Regions from separate parts of the Homo sapiens genome. Here region 1 is linked to region 2. Evidence: chromatin contacts called from ENCODE Hi-C data. All regions are on one chromosome and are shown on one strand. The core of a region is the stretch at or near the end of the contact, and the rest is flanking DNA. Distances in the headings are between cores, read along the strand shown.

What was found. A loop is a pair of places that touch in the nucleus more often than their neighbours do. Pooled maps may share reads with other maps.
Region 1: a loop to region 2 is called in a pooled map, with 11 times the contacts of the local background. The contact joins the promoter of SOX1 here to the promoter of COL4A1 in region 2. A Hi-C loop is called at or near these places in 2 of 37 single-sample maps with no recorded cell type and 7 of 50 pooled maps.

Annotation. Positions count from the first base shown.
Region 1 is chr13:112,065,223-112,070,797 of GRCh38, forward strand. SOX1 (SRY-box transcription factor 1) reads left to right here and starts at 1,927. Exons shown (of 1, transcript NM_005986.3): 1 at 1,927-5,575. The coding sequence starts at 2,437. The coding sequence ends at 3,612. The region is part of intron 1 of SOX1-OT (SOX1 overlapping transcript); the gene reads left to right.
Region 2 is chr13:110,303,484-110,308,435 of GRCh38, forward strand. COL4A1 (collagen type IV alpha 1 chain) reads right to left here and starts at 3,674. Exons shown (of 52, transcript NM_001845.6): 1 at 3,461-3,674. The coding sequence starts at 3,544. It overlaps COL4A2 (collagen type IV alpha 2 chain), which reads left to right and starts at 3,801. Exons shown (of 48, transcript NM_001846.4): 1 at 3,801-4,045; 2 at 4,377-4,464; 3 at 4,586-4,640. The coding sequence starts at 4,421. RefSeq lists enhancers at 3,430-4,263, 4,264-4,952.

The DNA of each region.
Region 1 (5,575 bases), core at 677-3,176, 1.8 Mb after region 2:
ATTACTTGATGGATTTACTAGTAAATGCTGAATGGCCTGGAATGAAAGCAGTTTAATCTGCAGAGAGATCAATTTGCTGTTGCACTTCACACTGTAGCAACCCTGCAATAATAAAACAAACCCTACAGTAATAATCATAGCAATTGAGAGGAAATAAAGCATTATTCTTTTACCTTGGACAAGCAACAGGGTCAAGAAATTCACAACCTCAGAAGTTTTTTTAAGAGGAAAAAAAAGGTGTCACGTGTTCGCTGCCCAACAGACTCAAACATCCTATTACTCCTATTACCGTTATCATCATCTTTACTGAATATTCCTACTACAAGACAGGCAGACATGTGACATGCGGTGAAGGTTCTACTTTACCCACCACCAATCTCCACAAGCACTCTCATCTCAGGGTGCCTCGGGGAGGGCAGAGGAGGAATACTTGGGCTCAAAAGTCGTCTTTGGACCACTTTCAGATCAGTCTGGTGGAAACGGTAGTGTGAGCGCTATGCTACTTGAGACTGCGTTTGAAAATCTCTTTCACGTTCCCAAATCAAAGCCACTTTGAGGTTTAAGAATGATAACCACAGGTGAATGCCTTACTCTTTCCACGAGCCAGGCCTTTCCTTTGCATGACGCAGACCGGCGGCTGAGACCCGTCCTGAGGCCCCGCCTTTCATTCGGTTTATGTGGCCCCGCGCAGTTCACGCAGTTTTCTCCGTTCTTAGGCAACCAGCTCGTGGGAAATTCACTCCAGAAAAGCGTGCGCCATATCATTATTTTGCGATTCAACAAACTTTTTCAACTGTTGTTCAGGAACTAGATTCCAGATAGATCTTGTTGTGTTCGGCCTTCCTAGAAATTCCTTTTCCAGAGGAAGAAGATCCGGGTTGGGAAGAGTGCGTGACTATGGCCCCGGGCTCATTGAAAGACTCCTCCCCACAAAAGTTTAGGGCTGATACTAAACGAAGCTATGGAGCCATGCCCACACAAATACTCCCCCTTTACCCGAATTGTGGGGCCTGGACTGTGAAGGCCTTCGCTGCAAGAGCGGGCACTGGCGAACTTCAGTGCACGCCGCGGCCGAGAACGGATGCAGGGCGGGGGATGGCTGAGCCGCCTGATCCTTGCAGAGAACCTGCAGGGGCCCTCGGAGGGTATCCCCTGCGTCCAAGGGAGCGCCCCTCCTTTTCAGCACTCGGGGGAACTGAGGGCGACGTGCCAGCCCCGCACTCAACTTTCCCCTTCCCTGCAGGCACAGAGTTGGCCGGCGGGGGCAGAGGAGGAGCTGGGTCTCCACTGCGCCCGTTTAAACCTGGCCAGGGGCTGCGTTTCCTCCCCCCACCCCACGACGATCCTTTCTTAGTCTTCGCTTTTCAACCCAATCGTTAATCATTCGGAACGCGCGGGCGGGGAGCGGCGAGGAGGGCGAGCTCGGGGTTCGCCGCCGCCGCCGCCGCCGCGCGCGCGCGCTCAGGAAGCGGTGTGGCTGTCACCCCCTCCCGGGCCTCCTCCCCCCTCCTTCCTGCTTTGCTCCCCCTCCTTCCTCCCCTCCTCCCCGCTCCGCCGCCCGCGCCCAGTGTATCTACTCCCTCCCCACGTCACTCGCCAGCGCGCCATGCAAATCACCGCCGCCGCCGGCTCCCATTGGCCGCGGCGCGCTCATTTAATGGCAGCCCGGGCCCGGCGTATGGCTGCTGGGCCCCGCGCGCCGCCGGCCCCGCGTGCGCCTCCGCTCCGAGCGCACGGCCCCGGGCAGGCAGCGGGCAGCCCATCCCGGGCTCGGCGGCCCCGGCTCTCCGGCCCTCTCCGCGAGCCCGCGCTCCTCCCGCTGTCCCCGGGCCCCTCCCTGGCTGCACCGTAATCGCCCCCTGCAGGCCCCCCTGCGCCTCCCCCCCCCCGCCACTGGCGCCTGGCTTCCCCCGGGCACCTGGGACCAGCACATGCCCAGCGCACGCGGCGCGCCGCCCTGCTAGAAGTTGCAGCCTCCGAGTTGGAGGCCGCTGAGGACCGAGCGCAGGAGGAAGGAGACAGCGCGCAGCGGCGGCCGGCGAGGAGACAGCACACCCCGGGCCGGGCCCAGCGCACCGCTCCCGGCCCCAAAAGCGGAGCTGCAACTTGGCCACGACTGCACCTGTTTGCACCGCTCCGCCGAGGGCGCCTGGGCTGCGGTGGCGGCGAAGACGGCGACCCCGACCGTCGGCCTCTTTGGCAAGTGGTTTGTGCATCAGGAGAAACTTTCCACCTGCGAGCCGAACCGGCGCCGAGTGCGTGTGTTTCTGCCTTTTTTTGTTGTCGTTGCCTCCACCCCTCCCCATTCTTCTCTCCGCTAGGACCCCCCCGCCCCCGTCTCACTCCGTCTGAATTCCTCTCCGTCTCCCTCCCACCCCGGCCGTCTATGCTCCAGGCCCTCTCCTCGCGGTGCCGGTGAACCCGCCAGCCGCCCCGATGTACAGCATGATGATGGAGACCGACCTGCACTCGCCCGGCGGCGCCCAGGCCCCCACGAACCTCTCGGGCCCCGCCGGGGCGGGCGGCGGCGGGGGCGGAGGCGGGGGCGGCGGCGGCGGCGGGGGCGCCAAGGCCAACCAGGACCGGGTCAAACGGCCCATGAACGCCTTCATGGTGTGGTCCCGCGGGCAGCGGCGCAAGATGGCCCAGGAGAACCCCAAGATGCACAACTCGGAGATCAGCAAGCGCCTGGGGGCCGAGTGGAAGGTCATGTCCGAGGCCGAGAAGCGGCCGTTCATCGACGAGGCCAAGCGGCTGCGCGCGCTGCACATGAAGGAGCACCCGGATTACAAGTACCGGCCGCGCCGCAAGACCAAGACGCTGCTCAAGAAGGACAAGTACTCGCTGGCCGGCGGGCTCCTGGCGGCCGGCGCGGGTGGCGGCGGCGCGGCTGTGGCCATGGGCGTGGGCGTGGGCGTGGGCGCGGCGGCCGTGGGCCAGCGCCTGGAGAGCCCAGGCGGCGCGGCGGGCGGCGGCTACGCGCACGTCAACGGCTGGGCCAACGGCGCCTACCCCGGCTCGGTGGCGGCGGCGGCGGCGGCCGCGGCCATGATGCAGGAGGCGCAGCTGGCCTACGGGCAGCACCCGGGCGCGGGCGGCGCGCACCCGCACGCGCACCCCGCGCACCCGCACCCGCACCACCCGCACGCGCACCCGCACAACCCGCAGCCCATGCACCGCTACGACATGGGCGCGCTGCAGTACAGCCCCATCTCCAACTCGCAGGGCTACATGAGCGCGTCGCCCTCGGGCTACGGCGGCCTCCCCTACGGCGCCGCGGCCGCCGCCGCCGCCGCTGCGGGCGGCGCGCACCAGAACTCGGCCGTGGCGGCGGCGGCGGCGGCGGCGGCCGCGTCGTCGGGCGCCCTGGGCGCGCTGGGCTCTCTGGTGAAGTCGGAGCCCAGCGGCAGCCCGCCCGCCCCAGCGCACTCGCGGGCGCCGTGCCCCGGGGACCTGCGCGAGATGATCAGCATGTACTTGCCCGCCGGCGAGGGGGGCGACCCGGCGGCGGCAGCAGCGGCCGCGGCGCAGAGCCGGCTGCACTCGCTGCCGCAGCACTACCAGGGCGCGGGCGCGGGCGTGAACGGCACGGTGCCCCTGACGCACATCTAGCGCCTTCGGGACGCCGGGGACTCTGCGGCGGCGACCCACGAGCTCGCGGCCCGCGCCCGGCTCCCGCCCCGCCCCGGCGCGGCGTGGCTTTTGTACAGACGTTCCCACATTCTTGTCAAAAGGAAAATACTGGAGACGAACGCCGGGTGACGCGTGTCCCCCACTCACCTTCCCCGGAGACCCTGGCGACCGCCGGGCGCTGACACCAGACTTGGGTTTTAGACTGAACTTCGGTGTTTTCTTGAGACTTTTTGTACAGTATTTATCACCTACGGAGGAAGCGGAAAGCGTTTTCTTTGCTCGAGGGGACAAAAAAGTCAAAACGAGGCGAGAGGCGAAGCCCACTTTTGTATACCGGCCGGCGCGCTCACTTTCCTCCGCGTTGCTTCCGGACGGCGCCGACCGCCGGAGCCCAAGTGACGCGGAGCTCGTCGCATTTGTTATAAATGTAGTAAGGCAGGTCCAAGCACTTACAAGTTTTTTGTAGTTGTTACCGCTCTTTTGGGTTGGTTTGTTAATTTATACAAAGAGATTACCACCACCACCCCCTCCTTCAGACGGCGGAGTTATATTCTGGGTTTTGTAAAACTTTATGTATCTGAGCATTTCCATTTTTTTTTTTGGGTTTTGTATTATTTCTTGTAAATGCATTGTGAAAAATTTTATTTTCGGCGTTGCAATGCGGGGAGGAGAAGTCAGATTATGTACATAGTTTTCTAAAAAGCCTTTCTTCTAAAAACGAAAAAAGACCCCCCACCCAAAATGTTTCGAGTCAACAAATTTAAGAGACAGAGCCCATTTTCTCCATAAATTTGTAACATGCTATTTTTATGTGCATGTTTTATGAGTTCAAAATGCAATGAGGAAATCTGACAGGGAAATTATCTGTATGAACTAAAAGTAAGGGAACCCCGGGGAATGGGAGGACAGGATTTTTCAAGGAACCTTTTTCAATGAAAGAGAAGGAAGTTAAAACCTATAGGTTATTTTGTAGAGCTGAGTGTTAATACGGGCCGAGAAATAAAAGTATCTTCTGCTCCGGCTGTTTCACTGCGGACGGCTGGGGCTGCTGCGCGTTACCTTGCTGCAAGCGGGGCGCCTTCCACCTGGCTGGGGGTCTGCGCCACAGTTTGGTCCAGAGGAGGGAGGAGGAAGGGAAGACCCCAGTGGTGGGACCCTGGACCAGGCCATGGATGAAGGACAAAGACCAGGGCAGGTCACGGGTTTCCCAATTCCCCAGCAATTAAGATTTCGAGCAGAATTTATCTAAATGTGTTTCAAGGAAACACAATCGCTGAACCAAAACGTACTGCAGCCGAGCCCCCTCCGTCCATCCTCTGCCCCTCCCCCTGGCTTCTTTCTCTTGGGAAAACGGGCAAAATAATTGTGCTGGATTCTCACACACACAGAAATATCGACCATCACCCTCCCCCGCGTGAACTGGGATGCAAGTTGCTAACCGATGTGAACGCAAAATGCCTTGTTCATTATTCCTGACGAGATCTTGAGGTTGTTTGATGCTTTAAATTTTTTAATTATATTATTTTCTAGGTGTTTATTGGTACATTGCAGTTTTTTTTTTGAAATTTAAAAATTTCTGTAAAACTTTGTCTTCAAGTAATCTGACAGCATTAAATATTGCATTTAAAAATTATACTGTAGCAAATACATTTAAAAATTAATCACAACGTTAAGATGAAATTATATTTTTGGAAAAAAAAAACACTTGAAGCCCAGATGGAAATACGTTTATTTCAGCAGCCTTAGGTTTCCCCTCGCTTTCTCAACACCCTTCCTTGTCCTGGAGTATGGACTGTCCGTCCAAAAGTGAGCCTATGCTATAAGTTTAATGAGAACCGAATTCAGCCTGCATTCGAGAATAGCTTTAAGTATAATGCTGATCTGACAATTGACGTGTAATTTGGGAAGTCATTTTGATAATTTTGCTTAAACCACTCATTCG
Region 2 (4,952 bases), core at 2,424-4,923:
GCAAACTTGAAGGTCATCTTTCAGTGCAAAGACCCTTAGACTTGAGAGCAGACAGGCAGAATGACCATGTCTTCTGTGTATAGTACACCATCACAGTGCACATGGAAATGACATGCTGGTGTATAGTTCCTATTTCTCCCTCATATTTCAGAGGCGGAAGCCCCTCCCAGAAGTTTCCTCTGAGTTCCCCAAAGCTGGATTCAGTGTTCCTATAGCCCTTCGATTCCCCTGATTGTGACATTTACCAGCCTGACTTGGATTCGTCTGTTTCTTTTCCAATATTTCTCACCTGACCTTCCTGAGGACAGAGAGTGGGGGTGAGTCCCTGCCGCATGGCCAGCACCTGGCAAGGTCATGGCAGGAAGGAGGTGTTCCCGATGTGTGTGTGGAATGAAGGAAGGCACAAACGGGTCCGTGTGAGGAAGGGACAGACCTGCCAGGGAAACTGAGGTATAGAGTTTGATGAGTACCCCCAAATCATCTGCTTAAAAGCAGGTATAAAATGTAAGGTCCTCTGGTGCCTAAAGCACACTCATCCTGTGTACACGTGACTATTAATAATATATAGCATTGATAATTCTGTGAATCTAGTCAGAGTACATGAACATTGTGTCTTCTGGTTGGTCTTAAAGTTATGTCCCTTCACCCTAGTCCAATTCCATCTATTAATATAAAGAGCTTGCAGATATAAGGAATAGCTTCACCAATATCACTCCTGAGATCCTGGGCGATGCTGCTCTTGTTGGGACTGATTCAGAAACCAGCCTTCTCTTCTAAACTACATTTCCAGTAGAACATGGTCCATACTTATATGGGAATGAAATCTCACTTAGTTTGAACTCTAGGTCATTCAGTCCCAGAGGTGGTGACTAATGGTCAGGAGATGACAGTATTGCTGGACAAGCATCACCACACTGAGGGGAAAGTTCACGTTTCTAATCCTGAGAAATAATCTGTTAAGAAGCATCACACAGAACCAGCTAGAGGGGAGTGTGAAAGCTGCTGCAGGAAGGGTTCATTCCGCCCAGTGCAACTGAGTGACTAAGAGTAGAGGGTGCTCACAATCAGAACACTGCTGGCACGTGTTTGTCTGGAGCCTGCAAGCTATTCCTCCTTTCTTGCTGAAGAAAAGTGGAGGAAGGGAGGAGCGGGGAGTAGAGTGGTAGGTTCAGCGTGGGATAAAATCAATGGTTTAGAAAATCCACCCATGAGTACGTAAACAATATGACCATAGCAGATACAGCAAATACAAAATTAAACAGCCTTTCATGAAGAAAAAACAATAAGGGCAATTCATGCCTGGCACACAGCAGGTGATGTCTGGATGTACAAATGCAGGTGAAGTGTGATTCAGACAGTGCAAAGGAGAGGTAAGCCAACAGTCACTTCCACTGGCTTCTGAATGAGGATCTGATCAAATCCACAGCATCTTATCATTCAAAATGTGCTTTTAAATTATGTTTTGCTTGGATCAGTATTGAAGCTATTTCAGTGTTATGGTACATCTAACAGCTGATTTTGGAAGGAGGTAAGCCAAAATGTTATTGATGGCATGAAAAGTGAGACAAATTTTAAAATTAGGCAGATTCAGTTTTTAAGTGATTTTCTTGTATACCCATACATCATCTGCACATTAAGCACTTTTCTCTAATTAAGCCAGGGAAAATACAGAGTAATGATAATATCTGTGAGGTCAGCTGTGATCAGAAGTGCCCACAGGCTGCATCTCTTAAAAACAGTCCATGGCACCTCAAGGGACACTGCAAAGACAGTGGCCGGGAATGTAATTGAGCTTTAGGAAATGATTAAAGGGAAGTAAAATCATCTCCAACTCAACATTAATGCGTTTGATTTCCCGGGTGAGAACAGGATTTGCGTAACTGAGTGGTTCTTTCTTTCTACAGTCCTGGATGTTTGGAAAGCCAGCTCTTACAGTTAGCTTTCTTTGCTTTGCTAACATTATCCATCAGAAAATCGAAATGCAAACAGCTCCTATTTCCCAATGAAGAACTTTCTCTGATTTACCTTACCATCATCAGGCTTCACCATCTCACCTTGGAAGCGTTCAATCTTTTGGTCAATATTTCTAGACCAAAATAAAGTGCTCTCAAGCCTGTTCTTTGGAAAGTATTTTGTCATCATTACCAAAGAGTGTTTAAATAACTGGCTATGAAGTTTGGGGAGACTGGGCTGGGAGGTACAATCTGAAGTTAATTGCTGATGTAATCATTAGTCCTTTCAATACCCAGTGGAGAAGCTGCCTCCAGGGAGATAAGCTCTCAATTAGGAGACGTGTGTGTATATCACCAGTTCTCTCTGGCATGTAACAGTTAACAATTTCTATACAGTTAAGTGGATTTAGTGAGTATCATTCTTCCAGGAGAGAAGTAAAATTTTTTTTTAAAGAGGAAAACAAAGAACAAGATTAAGAACAGTAAAAGAATAAGTATGGAAAATCTGGTAAGTAGCAAAAATCATTTTTAAGCATTTGAGGGAGAAACTGCAAAATCTGTTCAGAAGCCACACCTTCCGGCCTGTGGGACTGCATGGCTGTGACACTGAGCAACAGCTGAAGTCTTTATTCTCTCGGAGGGGAAGGAAAAAAGGAAACAACAGTCAGTCCAGGCTTGTCCACGGCTGGAAGCCTCGACTCCTGCAAACCTCCTGCAAACCGATCTCCCAGATCCTTTCTGGGCAAGCACATAACCAAAGGAAATGAAAACTAGAAAAACAATTTGTGCATGGAACAATGACATGGAGTTTCACTTTGGTTTCATGCTCAAATATGAATGTGGTTATAATTTTTTAAAATATATATTAATAGAAGGCAACGAGTTGAGGATGGTGGCTTCTTCAAGCCGGGCGTCCAGAAGAGCCCCACTTCTGCCTTGGAGCGCGCCTTAGGCAGCAGTCGTGGGAAAGCTCAGATACAGCTGTTTCCAGGCAAAGGGCCCAGAGCTTTTCAGCCTCAGCCACCAGGGTCTCCAGACAAGGAGAAATACGCCCAAAGCTGCTCCCAGGGGCTAGGAGCTCGGAGCTCCCAGTGTGGGTCTCTGAGCAGCGCGGGGTGGGCGCTCCCGGCCCTCCAGCCCCCAACTCCCTCGCGCACCCGGGACGGGTGAAGGCGCCCAGCTGCCGAGCATACCCGCGACGCGGGTTCAAATCCCGCCGGCTCCCAGGCACCCTCACCCCGCCACAGCGCGGGCTGTTTCTCCTCCCTTCCCCGGAGGAATTCCTTAACTCTCCAGTACCCATACCATAACAAAGGAGGCTCGGTCCACCAATGCGCGATCGTAGCCTACAGGGACCCCCAACGAACCCCGGCCCAGAGAATGCACCTGGCCGTGCCACGCGCGACCCCCGAGGGGCAGGCGGACGGGTCCAGGCGCGGACAAAGGGGCCTCTCGGGGCGCCCAAGCTCGGGGCGGGACGCCGGGAGCGGAGCTGGCCGGGAACTCACCTTCGCAGCGGCCCGGCTGTGCTCCTCGTGGAGCAGAAGGGCGGCGGGCAGCAGCAGCAGCCAGACGCTGAGCCGGGGCCCCATGGTGGCGCGCCCGAGGCGGCGAGGGACGGCTGCCCGGCGTGCGGGGGCCGCGGCGGACAGCTAGCTCTCGGAAGGCCGGACTTCCAGCGCTACGCACCGTCCCGGGTGCGGCGGCTCCAAGCGGAGACCTGAGCGCGGCGGGCCGAGCTCCCCAATTTGTTGGCGCTGCCCCCTCCCCCCCGGCGGTGCGCGGGCGGCGCCTCAAAGGGGAGGACCCTGCGGCGCGGGTAAGAGGCGGCGGGAGCGCGCGGCCCGGGAGTGTGGCTGCAGTGCGCCGGGACACCAGGGCTCCGCGCTCCGCACTCAAGAGGCTCCCGCGTCCCAACCCCTCGCGCCCGCGCGTTCGCGGATCCAGGCCGAGGACCGAAAGGGGCCGCCCGAGCCCCCGGGGCCGGCGCCCAGAGAGCCCAGCAAGGCCGGCCGCCCTGCCGGTGTGCCGCCGGCGGGTGCTTCTGGAAGGGCCAATGCGTTCGGGCAGCAGCCCCTGAAGCCGAGCCCGAGGTGAGAGCGACCCCCGAGCGGCGCCCAGACCCTGGCCCGAGAGCACCGACTTGGAGCGCCTTGTGCAGGCTAGGGCTGCACGCTCTCCTGCTTGGGAGTAGAAAGGGGGAGGGTGGGAGAGCGAAGACCGAGCTCCTCGGCCAAGGAGCACCCACAGGGGCCTAACGGGAGGCTCTCCTTCTTTCCGGGTCGTGGGGGGGACGGCCCTCCGGTCACCCCTGCATGCGGGCCGCGCACCGCGCTGTCCCCGCGTCTCGCGGACCGAGACCGGCGGTGAGGATGGGCTGCCTCCCTCATCCTGCGCTAAACTCGCTTTGTCTGTCGCCTCTAGGCTAAGTGGGACTGACCGGGGCCCAGAGTGGACGAACCGCCAGCATGGGGAGAGACCAGCGCGCGGTGGCCGGCCCTGCCCTACGGCGGTAAGCGACTTTCTGCCTGGTCCCCGTGGGTCACGCGCGCATGGACCCTTCGGTGTAACTCTCGGGGACTGACAAGCCGGGCCCGCACGTTCACGTCTCTCTTCCTCCCTTTCCCATGCAGGTGGCTGCTGCTGGGGACAGTGACCGTGGGGTTCCTCGCCCAGAGCGTCTTGGCGGTAAGTCCTGGCTCCCGCGCTTGGACTTGCGCGCCCGAGAGTGGTTGGGACGTTTGAGTGGCCTTGGAGAAGGCAGCTCGTCCGTGCGCTCCCGAGTGTGTGTGTGCGTGTGGATGTTCGCCAGGCTGCCCACCAAGGTTCTGAGAAAGCTTGCTCTTCCCTCATCATGCTTTCCACCTTTCCTTCCCCTTGGGTTCCCAGCGTCAATCCTGTGTTTTGCAAGCGTCGGCCTTTCACGGGAACTGGGAACTTAAAATGTAGCCTGAGGCACCGTTTTCGTTGCTTTGGGCAAAGCTGCAGCCGTAGAGGCCA